Linked DNA regions of Homo sapiens: region 1 is linked to region 2. A link is a loop called in an ENCODE intact Hi-C map of the cell type or tissue named here. Cell type or tissue: GM12878. All regions are shown on one strand. Links, peaks and the distances in the headings refer to the core of each region. The heading gives the core; the rest is flanking DNA. Region 1 holds the start of GPR25 (G protein-coupled receptor 25). Region 2 has its middle 8.3 kb from the start of KIF14.

Evidence for each region. A loop is a pair of places that touch in the nucleus more often than their neighbours do. Peaks named below come from ENCODE experiments on the same cell type or tissue, not always from the same donor. Only the 100,000 strongest peaks of a DNase experiment are listed, where the experiment ranks them.
Region 1: it touches region 2 in a loop (5-fold over the local background); 2 of 110 quality-filtered maps call a loop at or near these places.

Annotation. Positions count from the first base shown.
Region 1 is chr1:200,859,066-200,874,472 of GRCh38, forward strand. CAMSAP2 (calmodulin regulated spectrin associated protein family member 2) reads left to right here. Exons shown (of 17, transcript NM_203459.4): 17 at 1-1,639. It overlaps GPR25 (G protein-coupled receptor 25), which reads left to right and starts at 13,916. Exons shown (of 1, transcript NM_005298.4): 1 at 13,916-15,113. The coding sequence starts at 13,973. The coding sequence ends at 15,058. It also overlaps the pseudogene RPL34P6. RefSeq lists enhancers at 7,524-7,573, 13,968-14,610 and a silencer at 7,864-7,913. In GM12878, for the core only: no CTCF peak of the experiment used is centred there; DNase peaks (open chromatin) are centred at 7,406, 7,686 and 8,092; H3K4me3 peaks cover 455 bases; H3K27ac peaks cover 1,596 bases.
Region 2 is chr1:200,621,341-200,636,747 of GRCh38, forward strand. No RefSeq gene overlaps it. Among named protein-coding and RNA genes, the nearest start is that of KIF14, 8.3 kb to the left of the region's middle. In GM12878, for the core only: no CTCF peak of the experiment used is centred there; DNase peaks (open chromatin) are centred at 3,601 and 4,171; H3K4me3 peaks cover 486 bases; H3K27ac peaks cover 1,660 bases.

The DNA.
Region 1 (15,407 bases), core at 6,577-9,076, 240 kb after region 2:
AAATAGCTTCACATTATTTTACTTATATTGGGTTTTTCTTCATTTTAATCCTTTTCAAGTGGAATGGCTTAGAATAAGTATACACTTGAAATCTCCTCTACATGATCTTTGTTCTTTAACAGTGTATACCAGAGGGTTAGTTGGGGAAAAACTTCATTCTCAGGAAAAGACTTGAATGATTATGTGACCCTGTTATATTTCAGTGTTGTGACAAATGTGTAAACTAGCGGGGGAAGACAGTATTGTATCATAAATGAGATGCGTAGTTTGTTTTCTTTCATGGGAAGTAGAGATAAAAATATATACATTTCTCTAATTGAGTTGTTTAGAGAAAGAACTAATGTCTCATATGATGTATTTACTTATTTTAAAAAAAAGAATAGGAATGAGATGTCCCTGAGCTGTACTTTTCTATTATTATAAGGCCTTTAGGCATCAGTGCATCTGGGTTATCAACATTTTCTCAAATGCTGTCAATATTTTACTGTAATTTATGTTCTTATATTTATGTATATTTGTTAAAACTGTAAAAAAATTTCACAGATTTTTTTCCAATACCTGTGCAAGATACATGTGTAGCTCAAAACTATTTGTGATCTACTGTTTGCATGTAAGAGACCAGGATATGTAACTCTTATATTTTAAGTGTATACATATTGTGTATATAACATATGGATATTAAAAATGGGGAATTGCACATTTTACCTTTTGGACAGTAATTTCTATCACAGTTAGAAGGAAATGATAGTCAAATACACGTTTAGATTAAAACTAGTTTAAAAAATTATAAATGAATCTAATCAAAATGTGAATAGTAGTCAAAAGGATAATTTAATAAGCATTTTACGTTACTAAATTTGTTCATTTCAATATTAACTAAATTTCCCTCATCAAAGCAATCTTTGTGATATTACTTCGCTATTAAATAAAGAAAATTGGATGCAAGACAATGGAGAAACTTTAAAACTAAACAGGACCACCCTTTATTCTTAAATTTGTGTGTGTCCAACAGTTGAATTGAATGTCTATAAGGTCTAAAGGTAGAATGTGAATATTGCCACAGAGTTCATTGCTCTCAGTATAAGATTTTACTTTATTAATGCAGAAGGAATATGGATATATTTCTTTAAGTCTGCAGATTTTTTTATTATGGTGCAGCTTTTTTTTAATTATGTTTTTAAAATTATACAGTTGAAAAATATGCCATTTCATAAAGTCTGAGGATTTTCGTCAACCTTACTGAAACACACTGGTGCTTTCATCATCAGAGGTCAAATTATTATGATAACTATTCCATTAAGTTTGCCAAACATTTGTCGTGGTTACCAGTGCAGCCTGTCAAATTCTGCTATTTGACACAGCTTTGGAAAGATTTAGTTCTTGGTTTTTCCGTTTTGTATTAGAATGACTGTTACAGTTTTATTTGGCTGTTTAAAGCCAAATTCAGCTATTTAATTATGGTTTCATGGACACTGTTGAGCAATGTACAGTGTATGGTGTGCTTACCTGTCCACTCTAGAGCATTGCTTACAGGTTTTTTGTTTTTTAAGATGCTGTGCTGTAAAATACTGTCATACTTGCTATTTCCTGGTACAGTGTAGTTTTTCCCCTTTCATTTGAATAAAAGCATGGCACCAAATGACTCCTTTTCTGTTTCTTGAATAAAATGTAGTTTTTGGTAAAATTATTTGAACTTGAGATAACTCATACAGTTTTTCTATCCCCTAACCTATGTTTAAATTTAATAACTTGAATATTCATAACAGGCAACTTGAAATAATTAGCCTTTTAAAAATACTAACTTAGGGCAATGTTAAAAAGTCGGTAACTTTCTATGCTTAGCACAGACGGTCTACATAGTATGATTTATAAATGTGCTTATCTTATGTTAATCTTGCTCATACTAATTCACTATCTTTTGGTGAATTGATAGTTATATTGTACCAGAACTAGTGCTCTATGTCTTTGAAACTGAATGGCCAGTGAACTCACTGATCTGGAGTAGCCATGAGAAGCTAGTTCTTGACCATTATTTTGTAAGTTTCACTTTGATTTTGCTGATTCTACTTACTCAGAACAGAGTAAAGAAAAAGGTGTTTTTTAAGAAAAAAGAGATCTGATAACAAAACTATAAAATAATCGTCATGCCTAATTATATACCTGAAGAAATATCTGGTTAGTAGACATAAATGTGGTTTTCTAGCTTGGGACCTTTTTGATAGGTTCTGTAACTTCAGAGCACAGCTATATTTCCACAATATTTCCAGTACTTTAATTTTCAGAAATAAAAATATTTAACCCGGCCGGGCGCGGTGGCTCACGCCTGTAATCCCAGCACTTTGGGAGGCCGAAGTGGGCGGATCACGAGGTCAGGGGATCGAGACCATCCTGGCTAACATGGTGAAACCCCGTCTCTACTAAAAATACAAAAAAAATTAGCCAGGCCTGGTAGCGGGCACCTGTAGTCACAGCTACTTGGGAGGCTGAGACAGGAGAATGGCATGAACCCGGGAGGCAGAGCTTGCAGTGAGCCGAGATTGCACCACTGCACTCCAGCCTGGGCGACAGAGCGAGACTCCGTCTCAAAAAAAAAAAAAAAAAAAACCCTAAGACCCAGGCAACATTAGAAAAATGTACACAATGCCAGGTATGGTGGTGGCTCATGCCTATAATCCCAGCACTTCGGGAGGCCAAGGCAGGCAGATCACTTGAGGTCAGGAGTTTTGAGACCAGCCTGGCCAACACGGCGAAACCCTGTCTCTACTAAAAAATAAAAATTAGCCAGGCATGGTGGCATACGCCTGTAATCCCAGGTACTCAGGAACATGAGGCAGAAAAATTGCTTGAACCCAGGAGGCGGAGGTTGCTGTGAGCCAAGATCGCACCTCTGCAGTCCAGCCTGGGTGACAGAGTGAGGCTGTGTCTCAAAAAAAAAAAAAAAAAAAAAAAAAGTGTACACAAACCCTAGAGCCCCCACACAATAAGAATGTGTTGCCTTATGACTGAAATTGATACTTCTTAACTAGGGCAGAGGAAAATATTCTGTAGTGAATAGGAACAAACACCTTTATTTCATGATCTGTCTACACAGAAAGATGATAATAAAATTCAGCAAAGGAAATGTAGCTGTAATGTTATGACCTAGGAATTGGCTATTGGAGAAACACATCTATAAAATGAGTGTGAAATTCTGTCGTCCCTTAGAAGTATATAGATGCTTAAGAAATAGGTATCTTCTCAAAAGAAACAAATGAGATATTAATGATTTTGCCTAATTTGATGGGGGTGGGGGAAGTACACAGATTGGTATGTCAGAGTTGCTCTTCAAATAAGGAGATCTAGAATCTAGTTTCAGTCACTTCCTTTTTGCCCCTGTGGGCATGTAGGTCTTCTAGCAACTCAAGGCCACATGCTTAGACAACACAGATTAGTTTTGTACATGTGTTTAAATCACTGTGGTGATATGTGTCACAACAACAGCTAAAATCAGATAACTTTATTCCATCTACAGTGGCTTATTTATGTCAGGAAAATAGGGGGCAATTATTTTCCATCAAAGAGGTGAAAAGCAAATTAAGAAATGTTTTAAGACCCACTAAGGTTTTTTTTTTTTTTTTTTTTTGGGGACACATTAAGCAAAGCCACCATGGTACCTTAGGCTACTAATGCATTTGATTCTTCTTAACCCCAACCTGTTGTTTTAGGTGATTGAACCTGTGATTCAGCCTTCAGTAGGTGTTAGAGGCATCCAACACAGGTGGCAAGTATCGTCTACAGCACCTCTACTTCACAGTTACATTCAGCTGCTGTGATTCCTGGCCGACCCTATTATTCATACTTCAGGGTTTGTGTGTTTATATAGAAAAGGAAATGTGGCTCTCAACCCGAGATCGCGCTGCTGCACTTCAACCTGGGTGACAGAGTGAGACTCAGTCTCAAAAAAAAAAAAAATTGCTTTATAATTTAAAAGATTCTTTGCTTTGCTTTCTCTTTTAACTTACTGCTGCCTGGGAGGAGGTGAGCATTTACGTCTCCATTCTACAGATGAGGAAGATGAGGCTTTAAAAGGTTAGTAGCTGTCCCAGGGACTCAAAGCTAGTAAGTGACAGCATTACAAGTGGCACCTAAGCCTTCTGGTTTCAAATCCCCTTACTGTGCCATATGGTACAGTTTCCCACTGCGTTGTACATGTTGTGGAATAAGAATAAGGCTCACAGCTGTTACTAGTTAATAACGTATTCACCATTGGTAGAAAACTCAGAACTTGTGGTTAAAGTGGATTTTGTTCTCTTGCCCAAGACTGTTAACCATCATCAACACAACAGCTAAAATCAGCCTGTTACGCTCACCTGCTGTTTAATATCTAGATTCATAAAGATGAGAGAATGGAAAAACTGCAAAAGTGGTGAAAACAAATTCTGATAATAGGTTAATCAGAATTATCTAGGAAACAGTTATTAGATGAAAGGGGCTAGGTAGGTCACAAAGGTAAGTTCTCTTCCATCAAGGAACTCTTGAAGTGGATGCCATTAGACCTTTACAAACAACGGATATACCGTGTGCTGTATTAGAGGTATGGAACCGAAAGTAAAGGACAGATGCGCCCTTGTCTTGTCAACAGTAAGAGCCTCTTGTCCATCAAGAGAATTCATGTACTTTATAGGGTACTAACTCTACTAAAACTAACTCTATAAAGAACTTAAGACTGCTCTTCCTGGGGAACTTGTCTACAGGCACTCAGAATGGTCCAGCATTTGACATACTGTCATAGGCTTTCCTACAATACAGCCTCTAACAAAACTACGCGAACCCCTGGTAATAGAATTGTTTACCTTTATACCAAGAAGGTTGGGAAAGCATCAAAATCTGCGTGTGGCGTGTGCCCAGGCAGACTTTGAAGGGTTTGTGCTGTAAGACCTAAAGTTCTTATGAGGTTGTCCAAAACAAAGAAACATGTCAGCAGGGCCTATGTTGGTTCCATGTGTGCTAAATGTGTTTGTGACAGGATCAAGCGTGCTTTCCTTATCAAGGAGCAGAAAATTGTTGTGAAAGTGTTGAAGGCACAAGCAGAGTCAGAAAGCTAAATAAAAAATGAAGCTTTTTTGAGTAATAAAAATGAAAAGACTTGCTGTATGGAAAAAAAAAAAGACTATCTTACGTTGTCAGCCAACAGGATACCACATTAATTCTTTAAATACTGAATTTTGCCGGGCGCGGTGGCTCACGCCTGTAATCCCAGCACTTTGGGAGGCTGAGGCGGGCAGATCACGAGGTCAGGAGATCGAGACCATCCTGGTTAACACGGTGAAACCCCGTCTCTACTAAAAATACAAAACTTTAGCCGGGTGTGGTGGCGGGCTCCTGTAGTCCTAGCTACTCAGGAGGCTGAGGCAGAAGAATGGCGTCAACCCAGGAGGCGGAGCTTGCAGCTAGCTGAGATCGCTCTGCTGCACTCCAGCCTGGGCAACAGAGCGAGACTCCATCTCTAAAAAAATAAATAAATAGTGAATTTTGAATTGCAGAGACATCAGTTCTGTTGATAGGGCCTTGAGGTCCTCATTTATGATGAGAACAAAACTAACTAAACTGCATCCTCTTTCTTAGCCAGAGGCTAAGTACAGATATTTTTGTATACATTACGAAATGAGTTTGTACTTGGATTCTTTATCCTTATAGTCTCAACACAATCGGTATTCAATAAATATTCGTCAAATGAATACATGAAGGGAGGACTATGCAGTCCTGGCCCAAAATTCAAAATCAAATTCAAAACATGTTCTGATTTCTTCTAGGTCACCCTTCATTTCTTACTATAGATATTTTTGCCCCCAAAATACAAACCCAAAGTTGGCTTTTCTGCTCTGACTCCCCCTGGTTCATGCCATTTCAAAGGACCCAGGTGCAGCTTGAAAATCTGACCTATTGGTCACCGTGACACAATGATGTACTGTTCCTTTTTACCTCTCTCCAGCTCCTCTCACAAATTATGGGCCAGTCTCAAGGCTCAGTTATTCATGTTCTGCTGTCTCCACTCTTTCCAAGAAGGGCTTCAATATCAGCTTTGACTGACACCTCCATTCAGAATCTACATCTCCAGCCCTGAAAGCTTCCTCTGGGCCCACTCATGCATCTAACTGCCATCTCAACATTTTCACCTGGGAGTTCCAAAGTCATCCTCAACTTAATCTGTTTAAAAACCAAAAGTCAACCTGATTTTACAACTTCCTTATAAAAGCAACTCTCCTTCCTGAAAGCCAGCCACCAAGACTGAAAGGTCTTATCCCTTGTCTAACACAGAAGACAGCCTCATGCACAGACAGCCACCAAATCCTATCAAATATTTTTACTTTGAAACTGCTCCTCATCCCTGCTGCCACCAGCTTCAAGTCCAGGCACCAAAAGCTTATGCCTAACTGCAAGAACCTTCAAGTGGTCTTACCCTAATTCGATTTCACCCTCCAAAGTGTCTTGCAAAATCTAACTTTCTTAGACTTATCTTAAAAGTTCAACATTGTTTTTATTTTGAATTGCGGGGAGGATGGGGGTGGGGTGTTGAGGTGGTGGTAATCTGTTCAGTGCTTGGAACCACTAAAGGTCTTGATCCTGTTTTTCAGGCGGCTCCTATACACAGACCTTTTTCTTCAGAAAAGCTGACCTGCTTCAATCTTGATAGAAGTCAGGATATCACAATCTGCCTTATATCAAAGTTATTTGTACATTATAGCTAATCTCCAATAATGTGTAAGCTTCCTGTAAGGATGCACCATGTCACATTCTTTGTATCTGTTACATTACCCAATAACAGTGCTTGCCCCACAGTAAGAAGGGGCTGTTTACAAAGTCAACTGGAATCAAATGTGATATTAAGAATTGGTTTTGGCCCGGGCGCAGTGGCTCACGCCTATAATCCCAGCACTTTGGGAGGCTGAGGTGGACAGATCACTTGAGGTCAGGAGTTCAAGACCAGTCTGGCCAGCATGGTGAAGCCTTGTCTCTACTAAAAATACAAAAACTAGCTGGGCATGGTGTTGCACGCCTCTAATCCCAGCTATTCAGGAGGCTGATGCAGGAGAATCACTCGAACCCAGGAGGCAGAGGCTGCAATGAGCCGAGATTGCACCACTGCACCCTAGCCTGGGTGACAGAGCAGGACTCCATCTCAAAAAAAAAAAAGAATTGGTTTCACTGATCAGTAGCAGGATCACAGCACTGTAGAGGGACCCTCTACCAATGCCAAGGGAATGCTGCCAAATTCCTCCTGCAAATACTTGGAAATTTACACTAACTCTCTGTGAAATCACTGAAAAGTAATGGCAAATCATAGGTTAGAAGCTCCTGTGGGCAGAATAATTGCTACAAAGAGAAAACGTTACTTTCTTTCCAAACAAATTCTGGGGCCATTTTTATATTGGGGATGTCCCTATTGCTTGTCTTTTAAGTTTCTGATGGTTTTTTTTTTACCTTTAAAAAACGTTCGAGCTACAGGAACCTGCAGTGGAAGAAAGGAGTCTCACTTTCCTTGAAAGCTACACTCTTCTCCTCCAGCCTCCCCTCCCTTCCCTGACCCCCTCCCCCATGTCCCCTAAGAGGCATCAATGATGTCCGGGGTAGATGGGGGGCCCTGGGACAATCACACAGCTGCAGGCCACAAGGCTTTCACATTGAGTCATCTCCTTAGCAGTGTGGGCTGAAGCCGAGTCTCATGTCTAACTCAGATGATGCCCTTTCCCAGCTACCCCGTATTTAGTACCTGAAAGTTTCTGAAGTAAATGAACATCTGAAACATTCTGCAGGGCCTCTGGCATCCAGGGTGGGGCTCCTCATCTGGTGTGTGCCAGCCCTCCCTTAGATGTTGAGGGTGCAGGGTAGGGGCAAGAGCTATTACTGTCTTCTGTCCTCTAATACCCTGTCCCTACCACCCTCCCCGCCCCCCGCCCCCCACCCCACTCACACACACGGCCTCAGGGCTATGTGGTCTATGGGAAACCTCATCTTGGTAGCCAGTCAGTAATAGTGAATAAAATAGAGGACTCCCCATTCCCAGTTCAGTGTTTATCGAGAGAGGTTGTAAAAACAAAGAGATGTGGCTTTGCAAGATTTTCCTCACACTCAGGACTCAAGTTACTGTTAACCTCTCCGTCATCCGCAACTGACTTGGCATAAGGCCACCTGTCTGTGCTTGGGTCCTGTCAGCAGTTTCTCTGCAGCATCCAGACTGTCACCTTGTAGAAATCACCATTAGGATAATACCAGGCACCAGACACTGTGGTGGTCAAATCTTGAAGAGTCAAATCTTGGGAGTCTCTCTTTATAGATTCCCAATCCAATCCCCAAAACATTTACTTACCACCCACTATGTGGAAAGAAAGCACTGTGACCTGGAGGGTAGGAGAAGCAGCGCAAGCAGCTGAGTCTAGCAGCAGGACCACCAGAAACTAGAGCCATTCTTCACGATGCTGCCAGCCAGGGAACGGAGTGAGCCCATGAGCTCCGACCCAGCATGGGCAGCACCTTCCACAAAGGGTGCCTCATTTGATCTTCACAACACCCCTATCGGGTAGATACTATCATGCCTATTTTAAGATGTGGAAACTGGAGCCCAAGATCACACAGCTATCAAGTTATAAAGCTGACATTTAACCTGGACTCTGACCACTAATAATCTGATCTGCGTGTTCACTGATCAGAAACAGACAAAATGACATATAAGAAATTGATATTGGCCGGGCACAGTGGCTCACACTTGTAATCCCAGCATTTTGGGAGGCCAAGGTGAGAGGATCGCTTGAAGCCAGGAATTTGAGATCAGCCTGGGCAATATAATGAAACTGTGTCTCTACAAAAGGTAAAAAATAACATTAGCCAGGCATGGTGCTGTGCACCTGTAGTCCCAGCTTCTCAGGAGGCTGATGCAGGAGGATTGCCTGAGCTGAAGAATTTGAGGCTGCAGTGAGCTATGATCACACTGGGCTACACTGCAGCCTGGGCAACAGAACAAGCCCCTGTCTATTAAAAAAAAAAAAAAAGAAATGCATATAATAAAAAAAAGAAATGCATATAATAAATTCTATGTCACAACACAGAGCAAGGTTTTAAAAATATATATTTTAAATTTAATAAATGATGTTAGGAAAGCTGGATAGAAATATGAAAACATCGATTACACACCAGGTAAATTTTAAAATACTAATGAAAATTATTTTTTAATGACAGACTGAATCTTCTTACATTGTCAAAGAGAAAGTAACATTCTAAACTCTGAAATTGCTAATAGCAACAAATTTGACTATATGAAAATGTCAAACTAAAATAAATAATAGCTAAGAAAAGAATTTGGAAAAATATTTGAATCAAGTGGAATAAATCATGACTCATCCTAAATATATAGTTTGTACAAATTAATAAGAAATACATAGATTATAATAAATATGTGAAGGACATGATTAGAATGGTTCACTTAGGAAATAAATAGATTTTCCATCTTATTTATAAACAAGTGCAAATTGAAATGAGGTACCATTTTACCTCACTGCCTATTACAATGGAAAATATATGTTACCGATGAACATCTCTAAGAAGACTGTGTTGAACCTTATACTCTCATACAATGCCAGTGACATTCTAAACTGCTAATCACTGTAAACATTTGTATCAAGCAATAAAAATTTTCATTGCCTTTGTTACAAAATTTGTATTTATAACGTGTTTTACAACATATTTATATAAATGTTATATTTATACATATTTATATAAATATGTTATATTTGTACATATTTATATGTATATAAATACATATTTATATGTACTTATACAAGAGCATTTATGTTATAAAAACAATATAAAAAAGTCATAAGTGCAATTATTCATTACAAATTTCTATAACAGTTAAAAATACTAGAAACATCCTAAATATCCATATTTAAGGGTTTAGAAAATTAAGCAACATAGACTCATGTGGATTTATATGATATTAATTGAGAATACTGTGTACACTCTAATTACAGATACGACTTTGAAACACCTGTGTAAAAAATGTGAAGAATATCTGAAATGGAATATTTAAAAATAGAAAATCTAAAAATAATGAGATTACAAATAAATACTTTTGAAAATGTCCTTCACTGGCTAAGTTTGGTTGTGTAGGGGTAGCAGGTCCAAGATGACGACTACTTCTTTATTCTGTAATGTATTAGATGGCTTTTATGATTAAACATAAAAAGGCAAATACAATTTACTTAAAATGTTAAGATTCTTTGTACAGAAAAATTAAAATTAGAAAAAATAAGTTATAAGAACTTAAATATAACCTGTAAAGGGGCAGAAATAAACCTACTCTCGAAAACAATTTAGCCCGAAGCATTGGATATTTATTTAAAGTATCTCCTCTGTTTTCAGGCTTGTGCTAATCACCCTGATGAGTAGAAAGAAGCTCCCCCTCGCCCTGAGAAGTTCATAATCCCATGGGCAAGGCAAGACGGAGCCACGTAACAGTTGCCCTGGCTCCAGCAGTGCAGAGAGAGGAAGTCCTCTTAGGGATGGAGGTTAGAGAAGGCTCCCAGGGGTGGGATGGAGGAAGAGGGAAGACTTCTTCTGCTTTGTCCACACCTGTTAGAGAGCATGGCCAGGATTCCCAGCCTGTAAGGGTGAGTGTTTCTATTAGTTGACTTGTGTGTAATCCTGTGGGGAGTCCTCCTGAAGGGTGAAAGAGCAGTCTTGTGAAGTTGGCCTTGGTCACTGAAACCGGGCTGGGCACCCCAGGAGACCGGGCCTAAGGCAGTGTCCCTGGCTCTGACCTTTGCTGTTTCTTCTCATCCAGACAAGTTCAGTAAGGCCCATGGACAGCACCCAGGCCTCAGCAGAGAAAATTCAGCATATGCTCTGGGCCACAGACTTCCCTTGGGTATGAGATGATGGCCCAGGAAGCAAGTAGCTCTGTGATTTTTAAAATAACCTACTTCTACTTCCCCTCAACCCCCTTCCTATATTCCCCTCTTGGTCTGCTTGCCCCATTCTTTGTTTTCACCCGGCGGCTTCTCTGCTGTTCATCTCTAGCTTTCAGGATCACTCACACTCTCTGAGCCCGCAGACTGAGGTGTGCCTGAAGGGGTGAAGTCCAGCAACACTGGGTCTGTCTCTGATGGTCTCTGGGCTCTGGCAGGCAAGCACTGCCCCTGCTAGCCTTCTAGGGGAGGAGGCTGCAGCCCCCTACTCCACCCCGGATGTGGGCACCGCTCACCAGCAACCACATGCTCAGACATTAGAAAAGCGGCTCTGGGGTGGGTCTTCAGGGGAAAACCAAGCCCGGAGGCTGAAAAGCCAGTGAAGGGAAGGTCCAGACCATTCATTCCCTAGGCTCTTCTCTTCCCTGCCCATCTTGTAATTGGTGTGGGAGAAATTCTTGACAGGAGCAGCCTAAACACTGCATACCCAACCCTCTGTGAGCTCTAGGACCATTTTCTTTTTGAGATGGAGTCTCGCTCTTTCACCCAGGCTGGAGTGCAGTGGCTTGATCTCAGCTCACTGCAACCTTTGCTCCTGGGTTCAAGCGATTCTCCCACCTCAGCCTCCTGAGTAGCTGGGACTTGCGCGTACCGTGCCCGGCTAATTTTTGCATTTTTAGTAGAGACAGGGTTTCACCATGTTGGCCAGGCTGGTCTCGAGCTCCTGACTTGAAGTGATCTACCCACCTCGGCCTCCCAAAGTGCTGGGATTAGATGTGAGCCACTGCGCCCGGCCTCTAAGACCATTTTCCAAATCCTTCCTGGGGATCTCCGTGTGCCAGAGGGACCCTGAGCGAGGGTGACCTTATGTCCCAGTTTGCCCAAAATAGTCCTGGTTTACGGCCCAGGTTAATTCTGATAGTGCCCCTTTCACTCTCAGAAACATCCTGGTTAGATGATAAATTATTTCATGACCCCACTTCAACATCAAACTGAACACATACACACATGTGCCTCTCTGTGTTCTTGGCAGTTAAGGGGACAGCGTCCATATAGTCCCTAAGCAGAGAAACCCCAGGCTTATCTTTGACTCCTCTTTGTGAGACCTATGATGTTACAATTATCTCTTGAATATACCCTCCCATTTCTGTCCCCACTGCTCATGATCTATTTCAGACACAAATAATTACAACCTACTATGGGGTCTCCCTGGCTTGAGCCTCTCCCTTCTCCATAGTTCTGCCAGCGATCTTTTCAAAACACAGATCGATGCCTCCTGGCTCCCCATGACCTATAGATTGAAATCCAAATCCCCTCATGATCCTTTCCTGCTTCATCTCCTGCCCCCACCTTCCTACCCTGGGCTCTGGCAGACTGCTTGTCCCCTGAAAAGCCCACATTCCTACTCATTTTGGTATACTTGTTCCCTTTACTCCCTCCTCCGAGTCTGACCCTTTCTTCTCTTTTCTGCTGCTCTTATTTGACTTTCAGCTCCTTCCTGGGACTGATCTCAAGTGTCATCTCCTCGAAGGCCTTTTCTGATTCAGCCCTCCCGTCAAAAATAATCACTCCCCCTCCACTAAACCCTAAGAGGGCTTGGTTTTTAACATTTACTACAATTTGGCCCCTGCATAAGATTACATAAGATTCTGCTTATGTAACCATCTCTCCTGCCTATGCAACAAACTGCGAAGGCCAAGAATGGCATCTCTTGCAGTGCCTGAAACAGTGCCTGCTTCATGGAGGAGTTCATTGTTAACAAGTCTTAATCGAACAAAATTGATAATCCACCTCAAATTTTCCACACCGGGTTGCCCGGCACATCAGCCACTCATACCTGGGAACACTGGGGACAGACTCAGAGGGCACTGTGACATCAGTTCTACCACAATATCTTGTGGAAGGGATATCTGCTAAGAAGAATTCAGATGTAAGTGGCTGCATGCCTCCTTCAGGAGAAAGAGCAAGCTTTCCCTCACCCATCCTCTCCTCCTTAGGTCCCACTGCCTCCTCAGGGTCAGACTTCATTCCCCCTCGTCTTTATGAATCCTCCCCTTACTCTCAGTTTCTCAGTTCAGAAGGGATCTTGCTGCCTCCAAGCTCCTGACTCATAATTTAGGACAACTAATCTGGTGTTTCATTAGGTGTCATCTTTTGAACTGAGCTTACATCTGTGTCTGGCTTGACAGGTTTTTTAGGATAGGAGAAGACAGGGAAGAGGCAGATGTGAATCCCAGGTTTCACCCCTTTCCAGCAGGATGATCTGACTACACCCCTTCCTCGCTGCCTTAAAACCCTTTCGCGTGGCTTCATGAGGACCTGACTGGGTCAGAGAAGCCACTCATAGGGTGAAGACATGAGCCCCACATCTCAGGACGCTAACAACTGCTTGACTGCCCAGGGCGGGCTCCCCCACCCACCCAGATCTGCTGTGTCCCGGCAGTGGAGTCTTTCCTAGGGAACAGGTGGATTTGGGGTGGGGCGTGCCTTAGGCCCCATACTCATAAAATCCCGGGGCTCTGTCTTCTCACCTCTAAAACAGAGAAGACAGCAGCCGGTGGGTGCAGGTGGGAAGGGGTGAAGTGGAGGCTGAGAAGAGGTTAGGGCTCTCGGGCACCCACCACCTCTTGCAACGCGACCCTGAGACAGTGGGGCAAGTATCCCGATTTCACGAACAAAGAAACTGAGCAACTAATAGAGGAATGGGCCACGCTCCTACTGGGAGGCCGGGCAGGTCTCCCAGCCCTGAAGACTTTTCCTCCCAAGATTTAGATGTGAAGCCCCTTTTGCCTGTCCCTGCCCTTACCCCTCGGGTCAGCCCCAAATCGGAGGCCACCATCTCTCTCACAGAAGCCTGCCCCTCCCACCCCATCCCCTCCTCCCTCCCCTCTTTCCTGCCCACCCATTTGCCTCCGGCTTGGGTGGCAGGAAGGGAGGTGCAGGGCCGGGCGTGAAGAGCAAACCCCCTCCTGCTCAGAGCTGCTGCCGCCTGCGCCCAGGGCTGCACTCCGCGCAGGCCTCATAGCCAGGCCATGGCCCCCACAGAGCCCTGGAGCCCCAGCCCGGGGTCAGCGCCCTGGGACTACTCGGGGTTGGACGGCCTGGAGGAGCTGGAGCTGTGTCCGGCCGGGGACCTGCCCTACGGCTACGTCTACATCCCCGCGCTCTACCTGGCGGCCTTCGCCGTGGGCCTGCTGGGCAACGCCTTTGTGGTGTGGCTGCTGGCCGGGCGGCGGGGCCCGCGGCGGCTGGTGGATACCTTCGTGCTGCACCTGGCGGCAGCTGACCTGGGCTTCGTGCTCACGCTGCCGCTGTGGGCCGCGGCGGCGGCGCTAGGCGGCCGCTGGCCGTTCGGCGATGGCCTCTGCAAGCTCAGCAGCTTCGCGCTGGCGGGCACGCGCTGCGCGGGCGCGCTGCTGCTGGCGGGCATGAGCGTGGACCGCTACCTGGCCGTGGTGAAGCTGCTCGAGGCGAGGCCACTGCGCACCCCGCGCTGCGCGCTGGCCTCGTGCTGCGGCGTCTGGGCCGTGGCGCTGCTGGCCGGCCTGCCCTCCCTGGTCTACCGGGGGTTGCAGCCCCTGCCTGGGGGCCAGGACAGCCAGTGCGGCGAGGAGCCCTCCCACGCCTTCCAGGGCCTCAGCTTGCTGCTGCTGCTGCTGACCTTCGTGCTGCCCCTGGTCGTCACCCTCTTCTGCTACTGCCGCATCTCGCGCCGCCTGCGACGGCCGCCGCACGTGGGTCGGGCCCGGAGGAACTCGCTGCGCATCATCTTCGCCATCGAGAGCACGTTTGTGGGCTCCTGGCTGCCCTTCAGCGCCCTGCGGGCCGTCTTCCACCTGGCGCGTCTGGGGGCGCTGCCGCTGCCGTGCCCCCTGCTGCTGGCGCTGCGCTGGGGCCTCACCATTGCCACCTGCCTGGCCTTCGTCAACAGCTGCGCCAACCCGCTCATCTACCTCCTGCTGGACCGCTCATTCCGAGCCCGGGCGCTGGACGGGGCCTGCGGGCGCACCGGCCGCCTGGCGCGAAGGATCAGCTCAGCCTCCTCGCTCTCCAGGGACGACAGTTCCGTGTTCCGTTGCCGGGCCCAGGCCGCGAACACTGCCTCGGCCTCCTGGTAGCTGCCCCGGGCCGCTGGAGGTGGGCGGCAGCGGAGCATCGAGAGGAGGCCAGAGGTCCCGGAGGGGACTGAGCTCCCCAGACGCGCCTGTTCTGGCGGCAGCAAGCTGCTCGGGCCGGCATCGCATTTCCTCGCGCGCTGCCTGGACTCCCAAGGCCTCCTCCATCGGTTTCCCCGGAACCTCAGAACAATTGAACTCCCCTAAACCAGGCTCCTGTGACTAGCTGTTCCCTCTCAGCCTGCAGGGTACCTGAGCTAATTTTGTCCAGTCCAAGATAGGTGCTATGAGATGTAGCAGACAGCAACTCGGAGACCCGCAGATTCACCAAGTAGACAGAAGGGAAGTGGGT
Region 2 (15,407 bases), core at 2,621-5,120:
AACTCCGTTTCAGTAAAAGTTCCCTTTTTTTAATTTTTTTTTTCTTTTTTGAGACGGAGTCTCGCTCTGCAGCCCAGGCTGGAGTGCAGTGGCCCCTGCAACCTCCGCCTCCCTGGTTCAAGCGATTCTCCTGCCTCAGCCTCTGGAGTAGCTGGGATTACAGGCGCGCACCACCACGCCCAGCTAATTTTTGTATTTTTAGTAGAGACGGGGTTTCACCATATTGGCCAGGCTGGTCTCGAATTCCTGACCTTGTAAGCTGCCAGGCGTGAGCCACTGCGCCGCCCAGCCCCCATAAGATTTTGAAATCTGAAAAAATATTACAAATACATTCTGAAAAATAACCAAATAAATGAGAAAGACTAGATAAATAGATATTGTAAAGCAACAATGTTTTTTAAACAGGCAAAAAGTACAGAGATATTGAAGAAGTATTCACTGAGATAGAGACCATAAGTAGCTCCAATTATATAGACCAACCAAACAGATGATAAAGTACTCATTCTAAATCTTACTCTAAAAATCATTCTAAAACTCAATTAAAATTAAGGTATAAGGAAACTATCAGAAAATAGAATATAATATTTATCAGGGCCAGGTGCGGTGGCTCACGCCTGTAATCTTAGCACTTTGGGAGACCAAGGCAGGCGGATCACTTGCAGTCAGGAGTTTAAAACCAGCCTGGCTAACATGGTGAAACCCCGTCTCTCCTAAAAATACAAAAATTAGGCAGCCGTGGTGGCGGGCCCCTGTAATCCCCGTTACTCAGGAGGCTGAGGCAGGAGAATCACGTGAACCGGGTAGGCGGAGGTTGCAGTGAGCCGAGATCGCGCCATTGCACTCCAGCCTGGGGGACAAGAGAGAAACTCCGTCTCAAGAAAAAAAAAAAAAAAAGTTATCACATCTATGGGAAAATGATCATTCAATTTAGAAACAAAGCAAGATATGTCAAAGAAAAGACAGACAAACTCAAATACATAAAAATTTTAAACATATGTATAATTCAAAATAATAAAAATAAAATGTAACTGGAAATATATATTAAACATGACAGAAGACATAAAGACCTTTTTCAATTTTAAAAGGAAAATAAGCTCATAAATAGAATAAAGCAAGTATTTTTTTAAATCCACCAGAGGGAGACAAACAGAAAGAAAACGTGGAAAGAGTCGAAGTAAAACTGGCACGTTTGAAGCTTTCTGGATTATGTAAGATTTAAAGAAAAATGATTAACTCATGCTAATTAATGATCTCTTAAGATTAAATTTTTTTTTTTTGAGACGGAGTTTCGCTCTAGTTGCCCAGGCTGGAGTGCAATGGCTTGATCTTGGCTCACCGCAACGTCCGTCTCCCAGGTTCAAGCGATTCTCCTGCCTCAGCCTCCCGAGTAGATGGGATTACAGGCGTGCACCACAACCCCAGCTAATTTTGTATTTTTAGTAGAGAAGGGGTTTCTCCATGTTGGTCAAGCTGGTCTCGAACTCTCGACCTTAGGTGATCCACCTACCTCAGCCCCCCAAAGTGCTGGGATTACAGGCGTGAGCCACTGCGCCCGGCCTAAGATTAAATCTATTACAATTTAGCAAATTTCACAATTTTTAAATTATTAAAATGTGGTATGTATTTTCCTGGTGTTTGTATCTAGTTGCACTTGGGGTCTATAACGAAAAGGTGCAATAGGAAATTAATAATTTTAAAATGCAAAGGACAAAGCAAAAGTTGTGGAAAAGTGGTAAGAGCACTTTGGATTCTAGCTGAGGATCTGTCTCAACCTAATGGTGAGACCAGAGATAAGTCTCCTTACTGTAGATCCCTCGCTTGTGAAACGAAAGTGCTGGATTAAATCATCATAACCAGCAAGGATTGAGTCCTTTCTTTGTGCAAGATAAATAACCTAACTCCATAACCTTATAAGATAGGTATTATGATTATCGCTGTTTTACACATGAGGGAAAGTGGGTTTCCAAGGAGTTAAATAGCTTGCCTGACATTATACAACTACTGGGTCACAGAGTTAGGTTCAGAACTCAGGAAATTAAACACCATTTCCTGTGCTCTGTACCACTACCCTGTACAACAGTTTTTACAGATTCTTTCTGGATCTCAAATGTCTATGGCTTTATAATAAGGACAAGAGTTAAACAAACTGCATGAACCTAAAGGTATTTTAAAATCTGTCATATTTTGTATTTTCCTTCTAATTTTCTTTTTTTTATTTTTATTATTATTATTATTATTATTTTGAGACGGAGTCTTGCTCTGTCGCCCAGGCTAGAGTGCAGTGGCGCCATCTTGGCTCACAGCAAGCTCTGCCTCCCGGGTTCACGCCATTCTCCTGCCTCAGCCTCCTGAGCAGCTGGGACTATAGGCATGCGCCACCACGCCTGGCTAATTTTTTGTATTTTTAGTAGAGACAGGGTTTCACCATGTTAGCCAGGATGATCTCGATCTCCTGACCTCGTGATCCACCCGCCTCGGCCTCCCAAAGTGTTGGGATTACAGGCGTGAGCCACCGCGCCCGGCCCTAATTTTCTTTTTCTTTCTTTTCTTTTTTCTTTTTTTTTTTTTTTTTTTGAGACAGGGTCTCAATCTGTTGTCCAGGCTGGAGGGCAGTGTCATGACCATGGCTCACAGCAGCCTCAACTTCCCTGGGCTCAGGTGATTCCCCCGGCTCAGGTGATTCCCCTCACCTCAGCCTCCAGAGTAGCTGGGACTACAGGTGCATGCCACCACGCCCAGTTAATTTTTGCATTTTTTTGTGGTGACGGGATTTCACCATGTTGCCCAGGCTGGTCTCTAACTCCTGAGCTCAAGCGATCCACCTGCCTTGGCTTCCCAAAGCTTTGGGATTACCGGCGGGAGCCCCTGTGCCTGGGCTCCTTCTGCTTTCTAATACATGTTAGACCAAGAGTCTTGGAAGTATCCACTATAATATGCTTACATTTTTTTTTATCAGGTCTTGTTGATGAATCTTTATGAATTCAGTTGTTGTCACTTGGTGAAAAAATCTAAATACATTCAGCAATACTGCCAATAATTTTAAAAGAACAATTATGCAAGTAATCCCTATTATTATTATTATTATTATCATTAATATTATTTTGAGACAGAGTTTCACTCTTGTTGCCCAGGCTGGAGTGCAGTGGTGCGATCTTGGCTCTGCCTCCCGAGTTCAAGCAATTCTCCTGCCGCAGCCTCCTGAGTAGCTGGGATTACAGGCATGCGCCACCACGCCTGGCTAATTTTGTATTTTTAGTAGAGACAGGGTTTCTCCATGTTGGTTAGGCTGGTCTCGAACTCAGGTGATCCACTCCCCTCGGCCTCCCAAAGTGCTGGGATTACAGGCGTGAGCCACCACACCCAGCCTAGTAATCCTTTTTAATATATAAAGAAAAGAACTCAGGGATTAGAAAATATTATAGACTCTCTTTTTCTCTTTGAGTCATGCTGGTTTCATTCCAGGGAAGATTAGCAAGATTTAAAAACCATTGTCAGCCCCAAAGCCTAGTGAGTATCCTATTTTTACATAAAGGAAGCTTGGGTCTTACATAAAGTTTCATTTAGGAAGAACAATTTTTTTTAAGGCCTAGTTTGACCTTCAATTGGTTGTCTTCTTCCCATTGTGCTTTGCCAACATAGCCCAAGGTCATTCTGACATCCTGTTGAAAATGCTGGGGATTCCTCCAAGTAGACTTGTAGGTATTTTCCTAAAATGGATAATGAAAAGCTTCAAGTCACTTACTTTTCAACAAATTTACAGAGAGGTATTAGGTGATCTCAATAAGAATGTTGAGTATGTACAAATCACTCAGCTGTCTGTACTAACCCCAAAATAGTTCATAATCTCATTTCTTTTCGGTGGTACATGTCAATACTAGCAGTGTCTAGGCTGCCTAGAATTGCCTAGAATGACACATGTTTAGTTGTTTTTATAATCAATTTTTAGTTTGTGTATTCACATAAATCAATTTTCTAATTTAAAAAACAGCATAAAAAAGATTGTGTCAAGTAATTGCTTCTCATGTTCGTGGGTATAAAAGGGCAACTGTCAAGTAAGAAGCCACCTGGATTGCAAGAATTATACATCATCTCAGTCTTTCTAGAGGGGAGAGAGGGGAGTTTTTCTTCAGTGTTGTAGCTTCATGAATAATTCCACACCCATCCACATGTCTTTACCCGTTTACATAAGGTTTTTTTTTTTTTTTTTTTTTTTTTTTTTGGTTTAGACCACAGGCTGTTCTCTGATTCACTCAGGGGAAAAAAACATCTACCATCAGAAAGAGTTCTGCTCTTTTTTTTTTTTTTTTCTTTTTCAGATACAACAGTCTGGGGTACAACAGAGAGTTGAGTGTTCTATTTGGACTAACATTTTCTCAGTTTCCTCTAGCATACAAAGATGAATAAATGATGGCATTTTTCTGTCTTCTGTGATAAACAGTGTTTCTGCAAGCCATGGTGTAGGTTTATGTGGACTTTATGGGTTTCATTTAATTCACATGAAATTATGCCAAAGAATGAGCCCATTCACTGTGTCCTGTATTTCTCCCAGCTGTATTTCTTTAAATATTATTAATAAGTTTCTGTACTACAAGCATTCATTAAACCCAAACATCCACTCCAACTGACAGCAATTGGGCCTGAGCAATTTGATATTATATTCCTGAAAAAAGAAAATGAAAACAAACTCTCATTTTATCAGTTTTCTCCCTTATCCCAGAAATTTAACAAGGGCAATGCAAACTGCTATCCTATAATTTATTCCACTGTCTGGAAGTCTAAAGCAGGACTGTGCAAGATAGTGTGAGCTACATGTGAATTTTAAACCTTCTAGTACCCACTTTAAGAAAAGTAGAAAGAGAAGGGACAATTTATTTTATTTAATTAATCTTTTTTTTTTTATAGAGATGTGGATCTCCCTATGTTGTCCAGGCTGGTCTCGAACTCCTGGGCTTAAGCAATCCTCCTGACTTGGCCTCCTAAAGTGCTGGGGTTACAGGAGTGTGACACTGCACCTGGCTGATTTTAATAATTTATTTAACCCAATACATCAGAAATATTATCATTTCAATACATAATCAACATTAAAAAAATGTTCATGGCCGGGCACGGTGGCTCATGCCTGTAGTCCTAGCACTTTGGGAGGCCGAGGCGGGTGGATCACGAGGTCAGGAGTTCGAGACCAGCCTGGTCAACATGGTGAAACCTGTCTCTACTAAAAATACAAAAATTAGCCGGGGGTGATGGTGTGCATCTGTAATCCCAGCTACTCAGGAGGCTGAGGCACGAGATTGCTTGAACCCAGGAGGCGGAGGTTGCAGTGAGCCGAGATAGCACCATTGCACTCCAGCCTGGGCAACAGAGCAAGACTGTCTCGGGAAAAAAAAAATTCAGATATTTTACATTCTTTCAGGCATTCAGTTAAATTTTTACACTTCACAGCATTTACAAGACCAGCCACATTTTAAGTGCCTGATAGCCACAATATTGGATGGCACAGGTCTAAGGGGTCTCTCTCTCTCCCTTTCTCTCATTGCATACAGGAAAGAGATAGCAGGGTCTTAGGATGTGGATTCAAAATGTATTAAATATCATAAGAGAATTGCATTCTAACTGGATGAAAAGGGCTGGAATCCCCACATCTCCTGATGTCTCTCTGGCCACAAACTCCATGGCCTTTCTGGCCTTTGATCTGGTCTTTTGTTGATCTCTGCTGGCAAAGGGCTGTGGTTTGAAGCGTTTCTGATTTCATGAAGTTGGAACTTATCCTGAACTGATGGTTCTACAATAACCTGATTTTATATGTACCTGATGTACTGAAATTAATGCTAACTTCAAAATTATTCCACTTCCTTTCTCTCAGCTTAAAACCCCCCACTCTCTCCCTATAATTTGAAGTCTTACCTCAAAAGTATATGCCCGTGAAAAGTGCCAAGTCAGCAAAAGGGTGAGGCCAAAGACATAAAAAGAATTGTGTGGGCCAGGCACAGTAGCTCAAGCCTGTAATCCCCAAGACTTTGGGAGGCTGAGGCAGAAGGATCGCTTGAGGCCAGGAAGTGGAAGCTGCAGTGACATATGATCACACCACTGCACTCTAGCCTGGGCAACAGAGCATGATCCCATCTGTAAATAAATTAATACATAGATAGATAAAATAATTGCGGGGACCCTTATTTGATACTCATGACCGCTGAACCACAGTTTAAGGAATGATTTTTTTTTTGTACTCAGCTCGAGAAGAGGTTAAAAAAATGCCTTTAAAAAATATTATATAGCATGTTCCTGAGTCCCAGACCAACCTTTCCTTTTTTCTCTTTTGTTCCCTTTTTAACACAATTCTCAGTTTCTGGGTAGCTACAAGCCCAGGATTGCACCCAGGATTCTAAATGAGATGTGAGAAACCATTTACAGAGAGGAACTATTACTTTGCTCTACAAGGAAATCCCCTGTTTGCAACTAGACTGTTGATGATATTATTATCTAGCCCTAGGGCTCTTTCCTCATTATTTTCTGCAATTCTACCTATTAGGGCTCCATTTAAATGTCTCATGGATACTACTTTGATGCATGACCTTCCAGCTTTGTGAGAGTGAATTTCATTAGCCTCATTTCTGCCCATTTCCCTAAACTGTTTAAATCTTTAGTAATCTGGTCCATTCCTAGAATGTAGCAACTGATACTCCTTCATCACAGATTCATCTGTAAACTTAGCTTCCTACCTCAGGACACAGTAAACTCCATGCTCCCTTTGTTTTAAAGGTACATAGTGTGGAGTAATTAGAATGGCACACTGAGGACAGAGGTCCTGCTTTTCTGGGGTGGTAGGTGTGCACCTGAATGCAGGCTGCCTGATCCTGGCTCCTCTGAGCTAAGCTCCCTCGCTGTCTCTACTCAGTGCCTTGGAGTTGTAAAGAGGGGACTCTTTCATATTCTGTCTATGTCATATTCATAGACAGAGTTTTCTCCTAATTCAGGTCTTCCTGCCCTGCTATAACCCTTAGCTCTGGCTAAAGTTTCATTTCTGCTTCTACTTCTAGGGAGGGGTGACGTTTTCATTGAGAAGTGCAATAGGCAGCGGATGTGGGGATTCCCTTTCTCCCCACCATCCCGCCCACCCCCTCCATGTGGCCGTCTTTCTCCCCACTCCCGACTGTGCTCACAACAAAGATAAGACTGCTGGGTTTCATAACTCACATGTCTCTCAGTACTGATTTTGACTTATTGAGGTTGCTACTTTGGCCCAATGCTGTAGGTTGATGCCTCTGTCCCGTTCAGTGATGCGAGCTGAGCTTTTAAACATCTGTGGTCTCACCTCACCTGTTTTTGTGTTTAACCACAATGGCTGAGTCTCTTCAGTGACAGAATGGTAAATCAGGATTTGAATCCAGGCCTTTGTACCCTAGGTTTGCATTCAAGGTAAAAGCTAGGCTTTGAGGAACATCAGCAGACAGTTGTGCATGGTTATGAGAAATAGAGAGGGGTGGGGAAAGAGACACAGGCAGGGAGGTCAGAGAAGGTACTGGGACAAGTGTGAGGTAATGAGCAACCTGACTGGCATCAGGGCAGAAACAAGGCAATTGCTGTGACAGACATTTTGAGGTTGAGGATCAATATAATTTGGCATAGTGATTTTATGGTGGGGGTGGGGAAGAGGAAGGTGACTGGCTGGCACTTTCAGGTCACAGAACAAGTGTCAGGAGACCCAGTCAAATCAGTTAAACTTCTTTGATTCTATTTCTTCATGTGGGAACTGATGGGGTTGAACAAAATAATGTCAGGTACATTCTAGAACCAGGGTTCCTTGGCTTTCATCATTGTCTGTACTCATTCTCCTCAAGTAGACAGCGTTAGGCAATGTTCATCACTTAGGATTTGATCTCAGGACTTTGGTCAGGCTTTGGATGGCACAGTGTCACCCAAGAGATATGGTCTGTGGGCTGCCATGAAAACACTCACACCAGAAATATCTCTTGCCTCTTTCACGTAGATGTTAAGGGTGAGGCTCCAGGGCACATTGCCTGGGCTTGAATTCCAGCTTCACCGCTTATTAGCTGCATGGCTTTTGGCAACTGAATTAACTTCTCTGTGCCTCAGTTTCCTCATCTGTAAAACTGACCTAATAATAGTGCCTATCTCACTGCATTGTTATGAGGATTCAATGAGATAGTACATTTGCCTGACACATAGTATTATACATTTAGCCATTATCATTTCATATTTCTTGGTTCCTGAAATCCCACCATTTATGATTTATCCAAATAGGACATTTAATTGTTCCTTCAAGAAAAAAAACAAAAACAAGAAAAAAAATAAAGGAAGCCATTTTGCCAAAGTCGCAGTATGAATGAACTCATCAGAGACATTCTGATGGGAGTGAGAGCAAACTTTAGTCATGAGGAATCGGAGGACATGGTATGGGGCACTGGGGCTGATGAGGAAAGCAGGCCTGGAGGAGGGGCCTGGGTTTGGGCAGTCAGACCACAGCAGGAGAGCGCCAGCCTCCAGGTGGAGGAGAGGATGGCACTGCACGAAGGGAGATGGGCACGGAACAAGGAGGGGAAGGTGCCAAGGTTATTTTGGCTCTCCATCCACTGCCAAGGTGTGAAGAGCTATGAGGCAAAATGGTCACAGTCCTTGGAAAGCCAGGGTCCCTGCTGCCCCATCTTTCTCTTTTTTTACCCGCCCCGTAGGACTGGACAGCAAGGAATGCAAACAGACCTGTTCTCTCACTGCCTCTGAAAAGAGTGAAAAAGATCTGCAGTGGCAGCTGAGGGAAAACTGAAGAAAGGGCCCCTTGGGGTCAGCATCTCCCGTAGCTTGCGCACTTTGCCTTCCACTATCACCCTCCACCAAAAATAAACGGGAGCAGCTTGAAGAGCAACCCAATATGCTTCAACCTACTTCTGGGCTTCCCAGTGAAACTTTAAGTCTTTTGAGGGCAGAAACCATATGTCACAGACTTTGTCTACCACAGCATCTGGGTCATTTGCTGAGCCGGTTCTGACCCGAGGCCTGTCTGGATGAACAAAAGCATGAGTAACTCTCAAGACAAGTAGGTACAGTTTGTCACAAGAATTACAGAATAGAATAAACCCTCTGTTTCTTGTTGCTAGAAACTTGAAAACAGCCCTTCCAGGTTTATTTGGTTTTTAATAATGCCCACGAAGAAACATTTTAACTCCTCAGATATAGCTACTGGTGTCTGAATTCTAATAGCTTGTTCCAATTGCAACGAGTCTCTATTCTTATAATGTTTAACATTGAACATGTAGAATCAAATGTTTCATCTTCTCTTTGGTGTTATTTTCCTTTTAAATATTTTATTATTGTTGGAATAATAATACTGATTTGTGTATTATTTTAAATAAGTTTTATTTTATTTTATTTTATTTTTATTTATTTATTTATTTATTTTTTGAGACGGAGTCTCGCTTTATCGCCAGGCTGGAGTGCAGTGGCGCAATCTCAGCTCACTGCAACCTCCGCCTCCCAGGTTCAAGAGATTCTCCTGCCTCAGCCTCCTGACTGAGTAGCTGTGATTACGGATGCGCACCACCATACCAGGCTAATTTTTGTATTTTCAGTAGAGACAGGGTTTCACTGTGTTGGCCAGGCTGATCTCGAACTCCTGACCTCGTGATCTGCCCGCTTCGGCCTCCCAAAGTGCTGGGATTACAGGCATGAGCCATGGCTCCCGGCCATAATTTTTATTTCAAAAATTCTTGTTTTATACCTGGGATTCAAAGAATCATGTAGGGCCAGGCATGGTGGCTCATGCCTGTAATCCCAGCACTAAAGCTAAAAGTGGGGGATCGCTTGAGGCAAGGAGTTTGAGACCAGCCTGGGCAACATAGTCAGACCCTGTTTTTACAAAAAATAAAAATAAAAAACTTAGCCAGGTGTGGTACTATGCACCTGTAGTTCAAGCTACTCAGGTGGCTGAGGTGGGAGGATCGCTTGAGCCTGGGAGGTGGAGGCTGCAGTGAGCCATAATCAGACTACTGCACTCCAGCCTGGGCAACAGAGTGAAACTCTGTCTCAAAAAATAATAATAATATAATAAAACAAAGAATCATGCAAACTTATATGAGGTAGTAGTGGGAAAAAGGCACAAGTTTTATAATTATATAGACTTGGACTTAAATCCATGTTTTACTATGCCTGGAATGCAATCTTGGGCAAGTTACTTAACCCCTCTGTGCCTCAGTCTTCTCATCTGTAAAATGGGATAGTAATAGTTCCTACTACATGATGTTGTTGTAAGGATTATGTGGGTTAATGAATATAAACCAGTTGGCACATGTAAGTTGTTAGTAAACGTGACTTCCTTTTTCTACCACTATAAAGATTTCCATGGTAGTCCAGTTTCTGCTGCAATAATGCTGCATAACAAACACCTCCAAAATTTCAATGGCTTCCAATAAGCATTCACTTCCTTGGTCATAGGTCCGATAGTTGGCTGGGGTGGCTCTATTTCAGGCTGCTTGTGAGGTTCAGGTCGACTTCATGTGTCTTTCTGGGATCAGATTGAAGGGGCAGTGGCTACATGGAGCAAGATCATTTAAAACCTCTGCTCTTAACACATTTGCTTTCATTCCATTGGCCAAGCCCAAAGTCAGTGGAGCAAGAAGGTGCAGGAAAAAGGAAATGGCTATTTGCTGAGTAGTAATCTAATTTGTCACAACCGAGAGTTTAATATTTATAAATTTCTGAATTATATATCAACAAAGAGAATGAGAAAACCTAGATCAAGTGTCCATAACTATTATCTTCCTAATATTTTAGGGGAAAAAAATCAATCAATCCAGTATTCAATTTTTGGCCAGGCGCGGTGGCTCACGCCTGTAATCCCAGGACTTTAGGAGGCCTAGGCAGGTGGATCACTTGAGGTGAGGAGTTCGAGACCAGACTGGCCAACATGGCAAAACTCTGTCTCTACTAAAAACAAAAAATTAGCCAGGTGTGGTGGTGTGGCGTGTGCCTGTAATCCCAGCTACTCGGGAGGCTGAGGCAGGAGAATCGCTTGAACCTGGCAGGCAGAGGTTGCAGTGAGCTGAGATCATGCCACTGCACTCCAGCCTGGGGAATAAGAGTGAAAACTCCATCTAAAAAAAAAAAAAAATTTTGAATTCAGTTTTAAGGATGCTTTTTATATATTGCCAAGTATTACAGAATTTCGCTTTCTTTTTAATGACTATAAATCTAAAAATTTAAAAATGAAACACTATGTTATTTATAGTGTTTTATTATGTTACTTTATATAAATTTTAATAATATATAAATGTTCTAAATAGGTTTTATTTTTATTGTGTTATATACTATATAAATAGTTCTCTAAGCAGTTACTGAGAGCCTAGCACAGATATGTTCTAGGGATTCTGAGGACTAACAAAGTAGGCAGAATAATGTCATGGAAGATGTCCAAAGGCTTGGGCTCTGGTCCTAGCCCGCCAATGGGTCTGTGGGCTGCCAATGGCTCATGCACATTCATACTTTCCCTCTCTAGGGAAAAGTGGCCAGGTGATCTGTCTGGCCCCAGATGTTTTGTTTTTGGACAGAGGATACAGTGCCTGCTTTCAGAAGAAATGGGAATACCCAAAATACAGAGGAAGGAATGTATATGTTGTCCTATCTCTACCAAAACTCAGCACAGGGAAGTGGTTCTGTATACAGGTGCAAAGGCCAGACTGCCTAAGTCTGAATCCTGGCTCTGCCACTTACCTTGGGCACCTTAGGTAACCCCTCTGAAATCTGTAAAATGATGATTTAAAATTGTACCTACTTCATAGAGCTTTTGTCAGAATTAAACAAATTACTCATCAATAGTAGTCAGAACAGGCCAGGCGCAGTGGCTCACACCTGTAATCCCAGCAATTTGGGAGGCTGAGGCAGGTGGATCACATGAGGTCAGGAGTTTGAGACCAGCCTGGCCAACATGGCAAAACCCCGTCTCTACTGAAAATACAAAAGATAGCTGGGCATGGTGGCATGCGCCTGTAGTCCCAGCTACTTGGGAGGCTGAGGCAGGAGAATCGCCTGAATCTGGGAGGCAGAGGTTGCAGTGAATGGAGATTGTGCCACTGCACTCCAGCCTGGGTGACAGAGAAAGCCTCCATCTCAAAAATTAAAAAATTTAAAAAAAAGGAGTTAGAACACTGTCTGATACCCAGGAAATGTTACAGCAGTGTTATTCATTACCTTTGTTAAACAGTTTAAAAGTTTGAGCTATTATCTTGCTCCTTAAAGAATCACTAAATGATTTCTGATCTACAATAGCTCCTTTTCATTTGTCAGAGAAACTGTGTCTATTAACTAGTAAGAAAGGAATTCTAAGTCTATTGTCTTAGAAGTAATTTAATCATTAGCTTCTCCAGTAGCTTTAAATTGTGGATAATAACCAGAGACTATTTAAGAGAGTGCAATTACTTCAACCTTCATCAGTCCATTGCAGCTCCATCTAACCATATATTTTTGTTTTTCCCTAACTATTAGTGTTAGTAAAAAAACTAATCAAAAAGAGTATCAGTCATCCTCATTTAGTTTGGTTCATTGCTTTATGGTCTTACCTTCTTTGATCTTTGATTGTTTCTTTACTCACCTTCTACTTTCATTGACTACATTATTTTAAAAATAATTATATTGTTATTTTCATTTCATATTGTTAAAAGCATAGGAACTGGTCCCCTAAATACTTAACTGATGATTATTTGCTATTATTAACAGTTTTATGAAATTCACAGTTTCATTTTCATAATTACCATTTTACTATTTAGCATACTTATTTTAAATGAAATAATAAAATAGTGCTCCTCCAACAAAGCATAAAACTTTATGGTAACTGGCTACTTTGTTGCTCTTTCAACCAAATAAAAATTTTTATATTTATTTATGAGATTTTGCTTCCTTTTGTGAAATAAAGACCTAATGAGCACAAAAATGAAGTCTTGATGCTCATGAAATCGTGATAAATATCATCACTTTTTCCCTTACTTATTGCCAAATGTCTGCCCTTCCATGCACACCCACACTCACCACCAACTACAGGGACTCACCAGTGTTCTGTGCTATGTTCAGCAGGCCAGGATGCACTATGAATATAAATGGTGAGGGGATACAGGGCTGTAACCAAGGAGCTCAGAGAGGCCAGGAGGAAGCCAAGCACCAAATCCTAGCTGTCCTAGCTTCTAGTCATTGCATTGCTGCCAAAGATGCCAAATGCTGTGGGGGGTTAACTACGATCACAACATTCACCTCTTTGCATTCTCACAAACACCCCAAAACTTGCAGACACCTCATTGCACAACTCCAGGGGGCACTGTTCACATACTGCCCAGCAGCTCTGTGAACTTGCTCTCATGTGTCCAACCTTTATCTCTAACTCTAGCCCTACCTCTTCTACCTTCTCCTGGTTAGCTTTTGTAGAGACTAAAAAATTAAATGCAGTTAATCAGAATACTCTGGTGACTAGCATTTTCTTGAGATTAGAAAAGATGAGAATGAAAGCTCAAGCAAGCTGCAGAGACATGGACTCTGCTTTCAAAAGCTGTCTGAAACTTTCAGATCTATAAAGAAATTTGACTTTTTGTAAAAGACCTTTGCATATGTTAATCATGGTCACTAAGGATCATAAGGTCTGAATATCAGAAGATGTCACCATCATAGCCTATCTACACAAGTCCTATGCAGCAATAATATGGCCTGGATTTTTGGCAATCTACTACATATATAACTGATATGATTGATTTTAAACCTGTGAAAGACTAATCATATAAATGCACTTATCTATCAGGAAAAACAAATCTTCTGTAAGATTATGTCCATATTTTGGTATTGGAATAAGTGGTCATTATAGGTATACATCTAACTGATGCAGGTATCTCCTTTATTTATTTATTTATTTAAGACCAAGTCTCACTCTGTCACCCAGGCTGGAGTGCAGTGGCATGATCTCAGCTCACTGCAGCCTCAACTTCCCAGGCTCAGGTGATCCTCTCACCTCAGCTTCCTGAGTAGCTGGGACTACAGGTGTGTGCCACCATGCCTGGCTAATTTTTGTATTTTTTGTAGAGATGGGGTTTCACCATGTTGCTCAGGCTGGTCTTGAACTCCTGAGCTCAAGCAATCTGCCCACTGCTTTGGCCTTCCAAAATGCTGGGATTACAGGTGTGAGCCACCATGCCCGGCTGATGTCTGTATTTTTTTTTGGTTTTTTTTTTGAGGCGGAGTCTCGCCCTGTCACCCAGGCTGGAGTGCAGTGGCTCGATCTCAGCTCACTGCAACCTCCACCTCCCAGGTTCAAATGATTCTCCTGCCTCAGCCTCCCGAGTAGCTGGGATTACAGGCGCCCGCCACCATGCCCAGCTAATTTTTGTATTTTTAGTAGAGACAGGGTTTCACCATGTTGGCCAGGCTGGTCTCCAACTGTGACCTCGTGATCCACCTGCCTTGGCCTCCCAAAGTGCTAGGATTACAGGCATGAGCCACTGCACCCGGCCATCTGTATTTTCTTTTTTTTAAAAAAACAAATCTATTGAGTTCACTGGTCTCACAAAGGCTATCTAGGCTTTTGGTTACTAACTTAAACAGGAAAAACCAATGTTTTTGCAAAACAAAATGGAGATCAACAACTTAATTAGTTATTTGAAAGTACTATGTATCCAAGATTAAAACCATACTCAAAGATTAATCAAGAAAAGCTATGGAAGCTTCAATTACACATACAGGAAATTGAAATCCAGAGAATCCTACTTTACAGATTTTCTTAAAAGGAAGCATACAGCTCAGTCAGAACCTATTATCTTCAGTACACACTGAATGCTAGGAGAGGATGGCAGGAGAAATCTGAGCTATCAGACCTTCTTCACCTTGGAGCCACTACTGATTCCTCAGTTCCTGGATTGATGTGCCCAGGACACCTTTAGTCTGGGTCTTTCTTTAAACCTCATATGAATCCTTGAATCATTTACAATGATCTCTCATTTTTAAAAAAAAGTCAGAAATGCATCATCACCCAATACCTCTCCAACAACATTAAGGTAAATCATTTTAATTTTCTTTTTCTTTTCTTTTTTTTTTTTTTTTTGAGCCAGAGTCTTGCTTGGTTGCCCAGGCTGGAGTGCAGTGGTGAGATCTTGGCTCTGCCTCCTGAGTTCAAGCAATTCTCCTGCCGCAGCCTCCTGAGTAGCTGGGATTACAGGCAGGCGCCACCAGGCCCAGCTGATTTTTGTATTTTTAGTAGAGACAGGGTTTCACCATGTTGGCCAGGCTGGTCTCGAACTCCTGACATCAGGTGATCCACCTGCCTCGGCCTCCCAAAGTGCTGGGATTACAGGCATGAGCCACCGCGCCCAGCCAATTATTTAATTTTCTAGAGGTTTGAATGATTTATAATTTTACATGTACTATTTAAT